Regions from separate parts of the Homo sapiens genome. Here region 1 is linked to region 2. Evidence: chromatin contacts called from ENCODE Hi-C or POLR2A ChIA-PET data. All regions are on one chromosome and are shown on one strand. Each heading gives the region's core, a stretch centred on a gene start or an enhancer-like site at or near the end of the contact. The rest is flanking DNA. Distances are from core to core; before and after follow the strand shown.

Evidence for each region. A loop is a pair of places that touch in the nucleus more often than their neighbours do. ChIA-PET counts read pairs that join two places held with the same protein, here RNA polymerase II (POLR2A). Pooled maps may share reads with other maps.
Region 1: a map of CD8-positive, alpha-beta T cell shows a loop between it and region 2 (5-fold over the local background). The contact joins two enhancer-like sites. A Hi-C loop is called at or near these places in 5 of 168 maps with a recorded cell type or tissue (CD8-positive, alpha-beta T cell, PC-9, dorsolateral prefrontal cortex and 2 more), 1 of 37 single-sample maps with no recorded cell type and 12 of 50 pooled maps. POLR2A ChIA-PET finds 5 or more read pairs at or near these places in 9 of 52 experiments (A549, MCF 10A, PC-3 and 5 more).

Annotation. Positions count from the first base shown.
Region 1 is chr12:52,247,966-52,254,622 of GRCh38, reverse strand. It overlaps KRT7 (keratin 7), which reads right to left. Exons shown (of 9, transcript NM_005556.4): 8 at 6,412-6,446; 9 at 5,702-6,032. The coding sequence ends at 5,863. It also overlaps the pseudogene KRT87P. Among named protein-coding and RNA genes, the nearest start is that of KRT7-AS, 3.8 kb to the right of the region's middle. RefSeq lists enhancers at 1,686-2,186, 2,187-2,687, 4,217-4,823. Within about 2 kb of position 3,284, at least 6 of the 41 ENCODE cell types and tissues checked have a DNase peak (open chromatin) inside an H3K27ac peak, as active enhancers do; they include PC-9, where a contact is called at or near this core.
Region 2 is chr12:52,214,758-52,221,235 of GRCh38, reverse strand. The region is part of intron 3 of LINC00592 (long intergenic non-protein coding RNA 592); the gene reads right to left. Among named protein-coding and RNA genes, the nearest start is that of LINC02874, 4.4 kb to the right of the region's middle. Within about 2 kb of position 3,780, at least 15 of the 41 ENCODE cell types and tissues checked have a DNase peak (open chromatin) inside an H3K27ac peak, as active enhancers do; they include PC-9, where a contact is called at or near this core.

The DNA of each region.
Region 1 (6,657 bases), core at 2,035-4,534, 34 kb before region 2:
GAAATCATCCCAGTGGGTGCCAGAGGAAGTACCTGCAAACCTCAGTGTCCCCCTCCCTTACCCAAACCTGCTCTTGACGCCACTACTAACTGTATAAGGGGCTTCACCAAGGCATGATACCAGGCACTGGGATGAGCACGTACAGAGGGTTTCCAGGGAAGCTGCTCAGCCTGATGGGGTGCCCCTCCCTGGTAGGAAAAAAACAAGGGTTCTGAATTGTCTCCCAGTGCAATTCCTGTGCCACCTTCTCCCCTTTAGGATGTGGACTGTGCCTACCTGCGCAAATCAGACCTAGAGGCCAACGTGGAGGCCCTGACCCAGGAGATCGACTTCCTGAGGCGGCTATATGAGGAGGTGCGGGGTCACAAAGCAGCGGGGCAGCAAGGAGGATATGAGTTAGACATTGGAAAATACTTGTCACCATTCAGCTTCTGACCCTATGGTGGGACAAGGGGAGAAACCCCAGGCAGGTTCACCATGAGCAGGTGAAGAAGTGTGGCTTGACCTCCCACTGCCATGCCCCAGGCAACCTGGTGTTCCTGGTTACTAAAGTGACAATTGCCACAAGGTGGTAAACTCTGGTCCTAGACCCAAAGGTTCAAGCTGGAAGGTCCTGATTAAAATCAGGCACTGGGCCTCAGACATGGACTCTCTACCTCCAAGTCCTCTAGGCTCAGGACTCTGGGCTTGAGGAGTCCTGAGGGGGTCCCAGGGTTGAGGTGGAAGACTGTAACTGGGAGGGTGGGGCTTCAGACATCGAAGAAGCAGGGAAAGGGGACAAGGGATGATGATGAGGGTGGGCTACCAAGAGTAGGGCTCTGGTCTAAGAAGCTCTTGCCACTCCCCATCTCCTGCAGGAGATCCGCGTTCTCCAGTCGCACATCTCAGACACCTCAGTGGTCGTCAAGATGGACAACAGTCGGGACCTGAACATGCACTGTGTCATCACTGAGATCAAAGCTCAGTACGATGACATTGCCACCCGCAGCCGGGCCGAGGCCGAGTCCTGGTACCGCAGCAAGGTGAGTGGCACAGGACACCTGCCTGCTAGACATGGCAGTTGGAGGGATGCAAGGTACCTATTAAATAGGCTTCCTTTTCTGGGGATTCTGGTCCCTACGGATGGGAAGATAAGGGCTGCCTCTCTGAGGTTGGGGTAGCAGGGCAGGACTGCCATGTGTGGTTGCACAGGCTGAGCACTGCACAACCTGCACAATCATCCGTGGTGTCCTGAATGGATGGGAGGTCCCACCCTGAGCCTCATAAGCAACTCTACTTCCCCAGTGTGAGGAGATGAAGGCCACGGTGATCAGGCACGGGGAGACCCTGCGCCGCACCAAGGAGGAGATCAACGAGCTGAACCGCATGATCCAGAGGCTGACAGCCGAGGTGGAGAACGCCAAGTGCCAGGTATGGGAGCCCAGCCCACCCCTCAGTGTAGGAAGAGAGTGGGGTTAGCCCTCAGGAGAGGGATTTGGGTTAGACCCCTTGCCAGTGTGTGGGGACAAGGGCAAACACCCAGCATGAGGACAGACAGCCTCCTCCATGGAAAACGTTCTCCATTCTCGCTGAATGGAGGCATTGGGGCAATATGGAGGGAATGAGGTGCTTCCAAGGGCAGAGTGGGGCAGAGGAAATAGCACCAGTCTAAGGGGCAGGAAACCTGGGCTCTCAAACAAGCTCTGCCACTAGTTTGCCATGAGACTTGGGAAAGGCATTTAACCTCTCTGGCCTGTTGTTCTAGATCAGTGATCACACATTCAGACATCAATGGGGTTAGTAAATGAGCGAAGCAAGCAAGCTGTTCCCAAGGCACTTGGGTATGATAGGGACTATGGTAAACTGGAAAGCACAAAAGGCAGGGCTAGGCAGATCCAACTGAGGCAGGCCATGCAGAAATGCAGGTCCAGTGTGGCCAGATCCTCTGATCTTTTGAAAGAAGCCAAGAATTTCAATTATTGTGTTAAATTTCCAAAATTGAAGACACTGTGCAAACATGCCTGGGAGCACTAATTTGCAACCCCTGGCCTAACAAATAGACAAGGCCTCTTTTTCTTCTGCTAGTCAGTGGTCAGTGGTTACCTGGCCTCTGACCCTGAAGCCAGAACAGAGATCCTTAATAACCCTCCCTTGCCTCCCAGAACTCCAAGCTGGAGGCCGCGGTGGCCCAGTCTGAGCAGCAGGGTGAGGCGGCCCTCAGTGATGCCCGCTGCAAGCTGGCCGAGCTGGAGGGTGCCCTGCAGAAGGCCAAGCAGGACATGGCCTGCCTGATCAGGGAGTACCAGGAGGTGATGAACTCCAAGCTGGCCTGGACTTTGAGATCGCCACCTACAGGCGCCTGCTGGAGGGCGAGGAGCAGAGGTGAGGACCACAGCTGTGGGGAGGGTGTCCCCTCAGTTTCCCCCAGGCAGTGCTGCAGTGCTTCAACACCCAGGAGCATGTCTGCATATTATTTACTTGGAATGTGCATCAACGCTAATTGGAGGAGAGAATTTGCAGGTTAAACAGATTTCACCAGCTTTGCTCCCCACAACTAATTTCTGTCTCTTTGCTTTCCCTATAAGGTTGTGTGAGGGCGTTGGTGCTGTAAATGTCTGTAAGTAATCCATTTTGTGGGTCCTGAAATAACAGCTTGGGGTTCTGGGCAGGCAAACTTTTTCTTAGAGCTTCAGATAGTAAAAACTTTAGGCTCGTGGGCCATGTAGTCTCTGCCTCAACTGCTCCACTCCGTTGTCATGTAAAGCAGCCACAGCCAAAGGCAATACTTGAAGGAAGCGGTATGACTGGGTTCCAAGAAAACTTGATTGACAAACAGGAAGCCTGCATGTGGCCGTAGTTTGCAGACTCTAAAAGGAAAGATGGAGTGGGGCAGTGAGTGCTTATAGTAACTTAATTAGCTACAGTCATGTACCACATAAGGACTTTTAGGTCAAGGATGGATGGAATATAGGACAGTAGTCCCATTAGATTATACCATATTTTTACTCTACTTTCCTAGGTTTAGCTATGTTCAGATACACAAATACCTACCATGGTGTTACAGTTGCCTTTAGTCTTCAGTACAGTCACATGCTGTACAGATTTGTAGCTTAGAAGCAACAGGCTATGCTATAGGGTAAACTTGTCAAACCCCTGACCAGAAGGCTGCATACAGCCCAGGACGGCTTTGAATGTGGCCCAGCACAAATTTGTAAACATTCTTAAAACTTACGAGATTTTCGTGTGTGTGATTTTTTAAAGCTCATCAGCTACCGTTAGTATTAGTGTATTTTATGTGTGGCCCAAGACAATTCTTCTTCTTCCAGTGTGGCCCAGGGAAGCCAAAAGATTGGACACCCTTGGGGCCTGGGTGTGGTGGCTTACACCTGTAATCCCAGCACTTTGGGAGGCCAAGGCAGGTGGATCACTTGAGGTCAGGAGTTTGAGATCAGCCTGGCCAACATGGTGAAACCCCGTCTCTACTAAAAATAAAAAAATTAGCCGGGCAAGGTGATGGACACCTGTAATCCCAGCTACTAGGGAGGCTGAGGCAGGAGAATCACTTAAACCCAGGAGGCAGAGGTTGCAGTGAGCCGAGATCGCGCCACTGCACTCCAGTCTGGGCGATAGAGAGAGACTCCGTCTCAAAAATAAAAATAAAAAATAAAAAAGGTTGGCCACCCTCGCCACAGAGCCCAGGTGTGTAGTAGGCTACAACATGTAGGTTTGCGTATGTGCACTCCATGATGTTCGCACAATGACAAAATCATTTAATGCTGTATTTCTCAGAACATGTCTCTGTTGTGAGGCGAAGCATGGCTATGTCTGCCTATAGAGAGGACCTGGGCTAACAGTGTATCAAGGACGCCTGAGGCTAAGACTGCAGGAAGGAGTGCCCATGTGAGGGTTTGAGGGGCGCGCATAGAAACAGAGGGGAGAAGCTCTGAGCAGAAGGGGCCTCTGGCCGCCAGGAGACTGGGCCCTGTCCTCCCCCTCTGGCAGGTGTCAGCAGCTCTCGCGGCGGGGTCTTATGCGGGGACCTGTGCGTGTCGGGCTCCCGGCCGGTGACGGGCAGCGTCTGCAGTGCCCCCTGCAGCGGGAACGTGGCGGTGAGCACCGGCCTGTGTGCGCCCTGCGGCCAGAGCAGCGGCAGCGGCCGCTCCGTGCGCTTCGCCTGAGCGCCCCACTTTGTACCGACGCCGCCTCACCAGCAGCAGCCTCTGCCTCCAGAGGCAGCCCGGAGCTCCCACGGTCCCCAGACGTGGGGAAGGAGGGCTTCGGGGCCCAGCCTCCCCATCGGCCCCCACGCCGCGCCTTCCTGTCTCGCATCCCCGCCCGCTAGTCCCTTCACTGCTTCCGAGAGCACAGGGCTCCTAGCCCGCAGCTCTCCCAACCCCCGAATCTAAAGGACTGTCCTCGCAGCCCTAGGTAAAGACCCCGGTCCGGAGGCCTGGATGCCTGTGGCTTCTGAGGGACAGATGGGCCTGGAGCCCCTTGGTGTGGACTTGCTGTGCCTTCTAATCCAATGTCTTCTAATACACGTGCAGGACAGGCCACCTCTCCTGCCTGGCTGCCTGGCTCCCTCCCTCTCCCCTGTGCTTGTCTCAGCATTTCCAGTAAAGCTCCTGATCATATGCATTGTGCCCTGAGAGTCTCTCCTTCCTCTTGCCCACTTGGTCTTCTTAGTCGGGAGGGAGAGGGCCTGGATCTCCTGACACCTTGGGTGGGAACCCCATCACTGTGGCTGCTGGTCCACTTTTTCCACTCTCCACCCCAGCCCCCACCTCAGCATTTGAAAGTTCCCTGACCATAGGGTCAAATATACAGACTTCCTCCCAGAAGCCAACACATCCCACATAGCTCCCCCATCCACACCACCACCATCACCCCTGGGGTCCCAGACACAGAGACCTCCCTGTGGCTCCACAGTACCCATCATATGTGCTGCTGCCCATCAGGGACACATTTCCCCATGCATAGGCCCTGCCACAGAACACCTGCCACACTCACAGACACACAGACCTGTGTGTCGGGGACTCTGACATAGAAGCCCCCATCAAGCACTGACTTAACACAGATGTCCTTCCCCACTCCCATGGATCCAGATACAAACCCATCCCTCCACTAAGGTCCTAGGCACAGACCTGTTACCGGGGATCTAGACTCTAGGACCCTCCTCCCATGCACACACACACCTCCCCCCCACAACCACTACCTCCACAGAATTCAAGATGCAGAGGACCTCTCCAGGGCCCCAGGCCTGGCTGACCATGAGCCTGGCAGACCCAGCACCAGGAAGGGCTGAGGACGGCTGGCATGAAAGTTGGCTGGGCCACCCGAAACTGGAAGCTGGGGCAGCTGAACGTCTGTGGCCTCCTCACAAAAGGAATGTGCTCTGGCAGCTCTGGGCATGGGGGGAGGGAGGCAAACAGCCTTTCCACCCCCTTAGCAGGGCAGCCCTCCAAGGCCCAATTGCTGGCAGAGCCTGCATTTCCCCGTGGCTCTTCTGGGCTTCCTCAGGAGAATCTTTGGGATCAGCCCCAGACCTGGAGGCCAAGGCTCACCCTAGGTAAGCGTCCTGCTCCTTAGAGCAGCACCCCATCCCACCATGTGCCTTCTCAGTCTCCTGCACAAAAGGCTTCCTAGTCACCAGGGAGACCCTGCCTTCTCTAGTCCCGTCTTTTCCCCTGCCCAGCCTCATGAAGCCAGGATACCAGGCACGTGGATCACTCAGGCCTCAGAATGAGGCTGCTTTATTGGAAGCTATTCTGACATCACTTTCCAGACTGTCTCACTGTCTTGGGACCAGGCATGGGAGGCAGGGGTGGGAATCTTCTTGTGATTGTGGGTGGTGGCTGGAGGAGTGGAGTGGTGGGAGGCGGCTCAGTCGCGGGCACTCCTGCGACTGGCGGATGCGGTCCGGATGGAATAAGCCTTCAGGAGCCCAGGACCCGCACTGCTGGAGAAGCTCAGGGCATTGCTGCCCATGGTTCCCCCGAGGGTCAGCCCAATGCCACCGCCACTGCTACTGCCACCAGTGGAATTCATCACAGCTGGGAGAGAAAAGAGGAGGGCTCTCTTCAGCGTGAGGCTCCCTACCAGGGACCCCATCCCTTCACTGCACCCCACCCTCCTGCCCCAGCTGCCCCTCTCCCTCACCCCTGCCCCCCTCCATGGGCCAACCCAGAAGGAGCATCTGACAGGGGTAGGGCTGCTCCCCAGGTGCTCCTGGCCCCACCCTGCCCTCTTGTAGTGCTTCCCAGGCCATTGAGCCTGGCAGTATGTGCTCCAGGGGACCTGTCAATCCCTGTAGAAAGGAAGGAGTCTCCTGGCCCCTCCAGCAGGGCCCTGGGCCAGTCTGCCATTCTCTAGACCCAGCCCCATCTAAACAGCACAAGGGATGCTTCCCATGGGCCGCAGCCAAGGACTTACAGATATTCACGGCTCCCACTCCATCTCCAGCCAACCTGGGGGCAGAGGACAGACAGTGAGGACGGCTCTTTCCTAGCGTGGGAGGGAAGCGCTCTCAGCCCTCTCTCCTTCCAGGCCCCAAGCAGGATCATTGATTTTTCCTTCTTGCCCCACACTTCCAGCCTGCCTTCAGCCTTGTAAAAGGAGCGAGGAGGCATGCAGGAAGGGAGTGTTCACCTTGGCCCTTCTATCCACTGGCCACCTGAC
Region 2 (6,478 bases), core at 2,531-5,030:
TTAAGTAAACATGGAGAATGGAAAGAGGTAGCAACACTATACTTACAATTATGCTTAAAAGAAAAACAGGTGCACTGGAGGAAAAAACTAAAATGAAATATGTTTAAATACTAAACAATGGTTGTACTGAGGGCTGGAATTATGATTGACTCCCTTTCTCTGTTCTCCAAATTATGTCATAATTCAATATATATATTGGGTCTCTGCCCCCAGCACTTGACACAGAACTCCTAAACCCTTGTAATAGCCTGAGTGATAGGGGTGCTAGGAGCAACTTTTTTTCTAATATTTAGTCTTCAATCCCTGTTCCTGACACAGAGCTCCTAATTTCCTGGACAATAGGAGTGGGGTTTTGGTTCTAATGAGCTGACTGCCAGTGGGCTCCTGGAGAGCATCAGGATAGGGGCTGGTCATAAGAAAGGTCAATGTCTGATTAGAAGCTTGGAACTTTCAGCCCCATTCCCCACGCTCTGGGGAGGAGAGTGGGGCTAAAGATTGAGTAATAATTGATAATGCTTATGTGTTGAAGTGTCCATAAAAATCCCTAAACTATGAGGTAGGAGAGCTTCCAGGTTGGAGAATGCATCCATGTGCCAGGAGGGCGGTGCCTCGCAACTCCACAGGGACAGAAGCTCCTGCACTCAGGACCCTTCCAGACCTTGTCCTATTTCCTCTTCATCTGACTATTCATGTCTGTCTTCTATAATCTCCTCTATGATAAACCAGTAAACCTAAAGAAAGTGTCTCTGAGTTCTGTGAGCCATTAAATTATTGAACCTAAGGAGCGGGTTGTGGGAACCCTGGATTGGTGGCCAAACTACACAGAGGTGTGAGTACCCAGTACTTGCGATTGGCATCTGAAATGGGAGCAGTCTTGTGGGACTGAGACTTTAACCTGCAGGCTCTCCCCTACCCTGGGTAGTTAGTGTTCAAACTAAATTAAATTGTAGGACACCCAGTTGGTGTCTGCAGAGAACTGGAGAATTGTTTTGTGTAGAAAACTCACACATTTGCTGTCAGAAGTGTTGTGCATAAATAAATGGTTCTCCTTTGCAGAAGTTATTCATGAAATTTGGTACTTTAATAATGGCAAAACAGGCCAGGCACGGTGGCTCACGCCTGTAATCCCAGCTCTTTGGGAGGCTGAGGCAGGCAGATTACTTGAGCTCAGGAGTTTGAGACCGGCCTGGAGGAACATAGCAAAACCCCGTCTCCACAGGAAAAAAAAAATTAACCGGGCATGGTGGCATGAGCTTGTGGTCCCAGCTACTCAGGAGGCTAAAGCAGGAGAATCATTTGAGTTTGGGAGGCAGAGGTTACAGTGAGCCAAGATCGTGCCACTGCACTCCACCATGGGTGACAGGCGTGAAACCTTGTCTCAAAAAAAAAAATGGCAAAACATATCATTTTTAAGAAAAAGTTATAAGCAAAACATTCCAAAGATCAGGAAAAGTCATGATTCATTGGTCAGCAAAATGTCCAAAGAGCTGCCTGCCTTCCTAAATAATTTAGTCCCAAAGCTATTAGTTGGGTCCAGGAAGGCAGACATTGTGCCAGGGCAGCAGCTGGGAGGGTTTTTGTCCCAGTACAGACAAGGGCACCTGTGCTGGCAGTGGTGGCTACACAGACAGACTGATTATACACACAGGTATGATGGAAGACACACTTCTCACTAAGGGAGAAAGGATTTATAAGTATGGAAAGGGAGGAACTGAATGAACCATGTGATCATGGGTTTGGTATTGGAGTTTTCAGTGTGGACTCAAGGCCTTCAAGATAGGCAGATAGACAGATAGATGGATAGATAGATAGATGATGGATAGATAGATAGATGGTAGATGATAGATAGATAGATAGATAGATAGATAGATAGATAGATAGATACAGATTTAAATTGTGTAGATGTATATTTACATAAACACATATACAGATATGCACATGTATTTGCTAACTCCACTGATGATTTTATTTCCTGTAGAACATTGTTTATTCAATCAATAGATTATATTTTTTCATTAAAGGTCTCATTATTTCCATGTTGCCCACCACCCAAACAAGACTTAGAGTTGCTGGTTTCGAATATTAAAGCTTAAAGGAAACATCCTTCCCCTGATTCCAGTCCAAGAATCACTGACAAACTGAACGACTCTCAAAAGCAATGAGGGGAACTAGTGCCCAGATCTCGGTTTCCATATCTCATTCTCCACCAAGAGAAACCACTGTTCCTTGGAAAGATGGCCAATGCCATGGGTGGGATAGGGAAAGCACAAGATGAGCCAGGAACATCTTGTTTTAGAAAGCAAGGGAGTGCCTAAAGAATGGAGGGGGTATGGCAAAAGGACACAGAAGCCTGCTGAAGGGGTGACCCCTTGGCCAAGCAGGGAGATTTTCAGCATCAAAATAAATAATGAGGCCAGGTGCTGTCATCCCAGCACTTTGGGACACCAAGGCAGGAAGATCACCTGAGGCCAAGAGTTCAAGGCCAGCCTGAGCAACGTAACAAGACCGTGTCTTTAAAAAAAAAAAAAAAAAAAATTAGCCCGGCATGGTGGTGCACACTTGAAGTCCCAGGTACTTGGGAGGCTGAGACAGGAGGATTGCTTGAGCCCAAGAGTTCAAGGTTACAGTGAGCTACGATCACACCGCTGTACCCCAGCCTGGGTGACAGAGCAGGACCCTATCTCAAAAATAAATTAACAAAAATAAATTAAAATTAATAAAATAAAGCCAAAATAAATCAAGAGTAAAATAGGAATCCCTGAGTCTACACTAATGTAAATAAAAATATGAATAAATAAATGTAGAGAAGAGAGTTTCTTTTTCTGTACAGAAGATGCCAACTAATAAATGCAGAAGTAATAGTGGACTTGGCAACTATCACAGTAATAATTAGGCCAAGAAACATCAATGGTGTTAAAACTAGTGGGAGGAAGTTTGATGAAGATCAAGATACTTACATAGTCTCAAAGGATCTCTCCATAAAGTGCTTTTTAATTACAAAGAGGAAAAAAGTAATTTACCTCGGAGAAGCCTGGCAGACACCATCTTAATCAAGCGATCAAAGTTAACATCACCGGTAATGGAACAAATTAAGATGGTGCAGGGCCTGACAGGATGCCATAGGAAGAAACACAGCATGGTTTCTGTGATTTTCCTACCAGAAATGCAGAATCAGAATCTATTCATGGAGAAACATCACACAAACCCCAATTGAGGGACGTACTACAAAAAACAAGTGTCAAGGTCATGGAAATCAAGACGGAGGAACTATTTCAGATTCGAGAACGCTAACCAGACATGACAGCCGCACGCAACCCCCTGACTCCGAACTGGAACATTTTGCTCTAAAGGACATCACCGGGATAACTGGGAAAAACCAATGGGGTCTGAGGACTTGATGGCAGTAATGTATTGAGATGAAATTCCTGGTGTTAATGGCTGTGTTGTGGTTATGTGAGAGTGAGAATGTCCTTGTTTGAGGAAATACACATTAAAGTATTCAGGAGTGAGGGGCCATCAGGCCAGCAACTTACTCTCAAATGATACAGAAAAAAAAAAGTCCTTTGTACTATTCTTGCAACTTTTTCATAAGTTAAAAATTATTTCAAAGGGGAAGAAAAAGTCCCAAAACTTCATTCTGGCTGTGGCTGAAAGCTCTGAGTCTTTCTTTATCTCACTAAAGGCAAAGGCTGCAGCCAGTTCAGGTGGCCAAACCTGTTCATCCTGACTGTCTTGGGGCAGGCTGCCAGGCGTGGGCAGACAAACACCTCCATGTGCAGGGGTTCAGGCCCGAGGCTGGCCTGGGAGGGCTGGATGCTGGCTGCAGGCCAAGGCTCCAGTGAGGAACCTCAGCACTAAGCACTCCAGGAGGAGGTCGGTGGCCTGTGGCCTCTAGGGCTTGGGATAGGAAGTGAAGCAAACCGGGACTTTTCCTATCCTCCACTGGGACCGAGACCTTACCATCAGGCCTTGAAGGCTCAGGGAAGGAGGAGCCTAGGGAAGGGAGGAGGGGAGAGGAAGAGAGCAGTGCCTTTGCTCTCTGGTATTGTCACATTATATATATAAACACATATATATACACATATATATACACGTGTGTGTGTGTGTGTGTGTGTATATATATATATGTGTGTGTGTGTGTATATATATATATAAAATCTAAGTCACCAGAACCTGTTGTCCTTGGCCCTCTATGCCATTTCCCCTTCACTGTTTCCCCAGCAGGGGTGGCAGGGGTCCAGCTGGTGCAGTTGCCAGTGGAACCAGGAGAGAACTGCCTTAGGAACCAGTGTTCAGTGGCCTGTCACTAAGGGTTTCTGAGGTTTGTTTTTCCCCACAGCAAAGCTGCTGCTTCACTTTTTGCATATTTTAACAGTTTCAATGTTTTCCCTGGGATAGTCCTACAAATTTCAAAAATGGAAAAGCAGTAAGCATTTGCTGATGCATGTCTTCTCCATGCAACTGTGAGCTGCTAAAGGCAAGCGCTGTGCAAACTCACTTTTCTATACACTCCCTCCCAGTGCCTAATAAGGGTCGGTCCACAGCAAGCGCTCAATGAATGCTTTGTTTCTCTGTCCAGGTGTGTGTGTCTGTGTGTGTGTGTGTTCCCGCACTGCCTTTTTCTGCATATCTGGGGGGCAAAGAGATAAGTCCCCACTTCCCTCCATGTTTCAGCCTGCAAAGGCTCTCTCTGAGGCACCTGATTCCTAAATAAGGTCGTTCATGTTTGTGACTGTCTAAAGTGGCGTGCTTTGTTCCTAAGAGATGGATAAGCCATCTTTATCTGCCATAAGAAACAAGTGAGACAATGGCTCCTAGAGATAAGGAGCTGGGCACTGGGCACATGCCTAGTGTGGCTGAAACACTGACTTTTGCACAGCGCAGAGAAGCTTGTCCCCACCCCACCCCAGTCATGAGCACTGTCCATTGTACTGAACGGTCACAGTTTGCAGCAACAGCGGACAATGGACCCCTGCTCAAGAGTCAGAGGTGTGGGAAAGAGGGTTAAAATAGGAATTTCCACTCCTCAGATGTTCTCCAAAGCCTGGTGGAAAGCACATCTGGGTCCTCACTGGTGACTGCTATGATCTAGATAAAGAATAGAGGCTCTCAAGAAATCAGAGATGGGCTCTGGGCTGGCAAGCTAGATCCAGGAGCTCTCATGGAGGTGATGGGGTCCCCAGGCTGGGCAAGCTCTAGGGCTGGAGGTTCTGCCCCCAGCAGTAGTGGCAAAAGCAGCTGTGAAGGCAATGCCTTCGGGAGCTTGCTGGCCCTTTTCAGGCTGTGCTATCTGAAAAGCATCTACGCATCGTACAGCCCATGTCAACAACATTTCGGCCCACAGAGCTGGAATGCTTCATTCAGCCCCAGGGCCTTATCTTCTGAGATCCAGTTACTAGCAACAAGCATCATGATAAGGTGGCAGCCAGGCGCCTGTCTGATCCTGCCTGGGTCCGGCATCTGACCCCAGTATGACCTCCCTCCTCTCCCACCTGGGCCTGACTCATGCTTCCAGAACAGGAACTCGAGGATCCCTGCTGCCCAGCCATAGCTGACTCATGGCTGGTCCAGGGGTTGCTCTGGAAGGGGCTCAGGACAGCTGTCAGCTCTCAGGAAGGAGACACCTGTCATTTCCTGAGCACCTACCATGTGCCAGGCACCAGGCACACCTCTGAATTTCATTGGTATAATTAACTTGAAGGGGATTTCTGATCTTTCGTAGAAAGGAGAAAAATGAGGATCAGGCAGAAGTGAATTCAAAGGCCAATCTCTTAGCACCGAGCACAGCCATCCACTCACCCTCAGTGCACTCCCTGGGGCCAGCCACCACCACCCCTGGGAACCACTGTTTCTTTTCTAAAATTTAAAAAAAAGAGAGAGAGAGATTGGGCCAGGCGCAGTGGCTCACACCTGTAATCCCAACACTTTGGGAGGCCAAGGCAGGCGGATCACTTGAGGTCAGGAGTTGGAGACCAGCCTGGCCAACATGGTGAAACCCCATTCCTACTAAAAAATACAAAAAATCAGCTGGGTGTGGTGGCACAATCCTATAATCCCAGCTACTTGGGAGGCTGAGGCATGAGAATCGCTTGAATCTGGGAGGCAGAGATTGCAGTGAGCCGAGATCGTGCCACTGCACTCCAGCCTGGGCGACAGACTGAGACTCTGTCTCAAAAAAAAAATACAGAGAGAGGGTCTCACTATGTTGCCAAGGCTGGTCTCCAACTCCTGGACTCAAGCAATCTTCCTGCCTCAACTTCCCAAAGCTCTAGGATTACAGGTGTGAGCCACCTCACCCAGCCTCACCGTTTCTTCATTCATTCCTCCATCCCACATTTATCAACGGCTTCCTCTCCTCTGCTTCATGGCCAGTCAGTCCCAGAGGGCAGACTTTGGGAAGCCCACCAGCTCTCCTGAAGGAGTCAGGCTTGCCTGGGAAAGGGGGCACTTGCACCCCAAGTCCACCAAGGCAGAGACA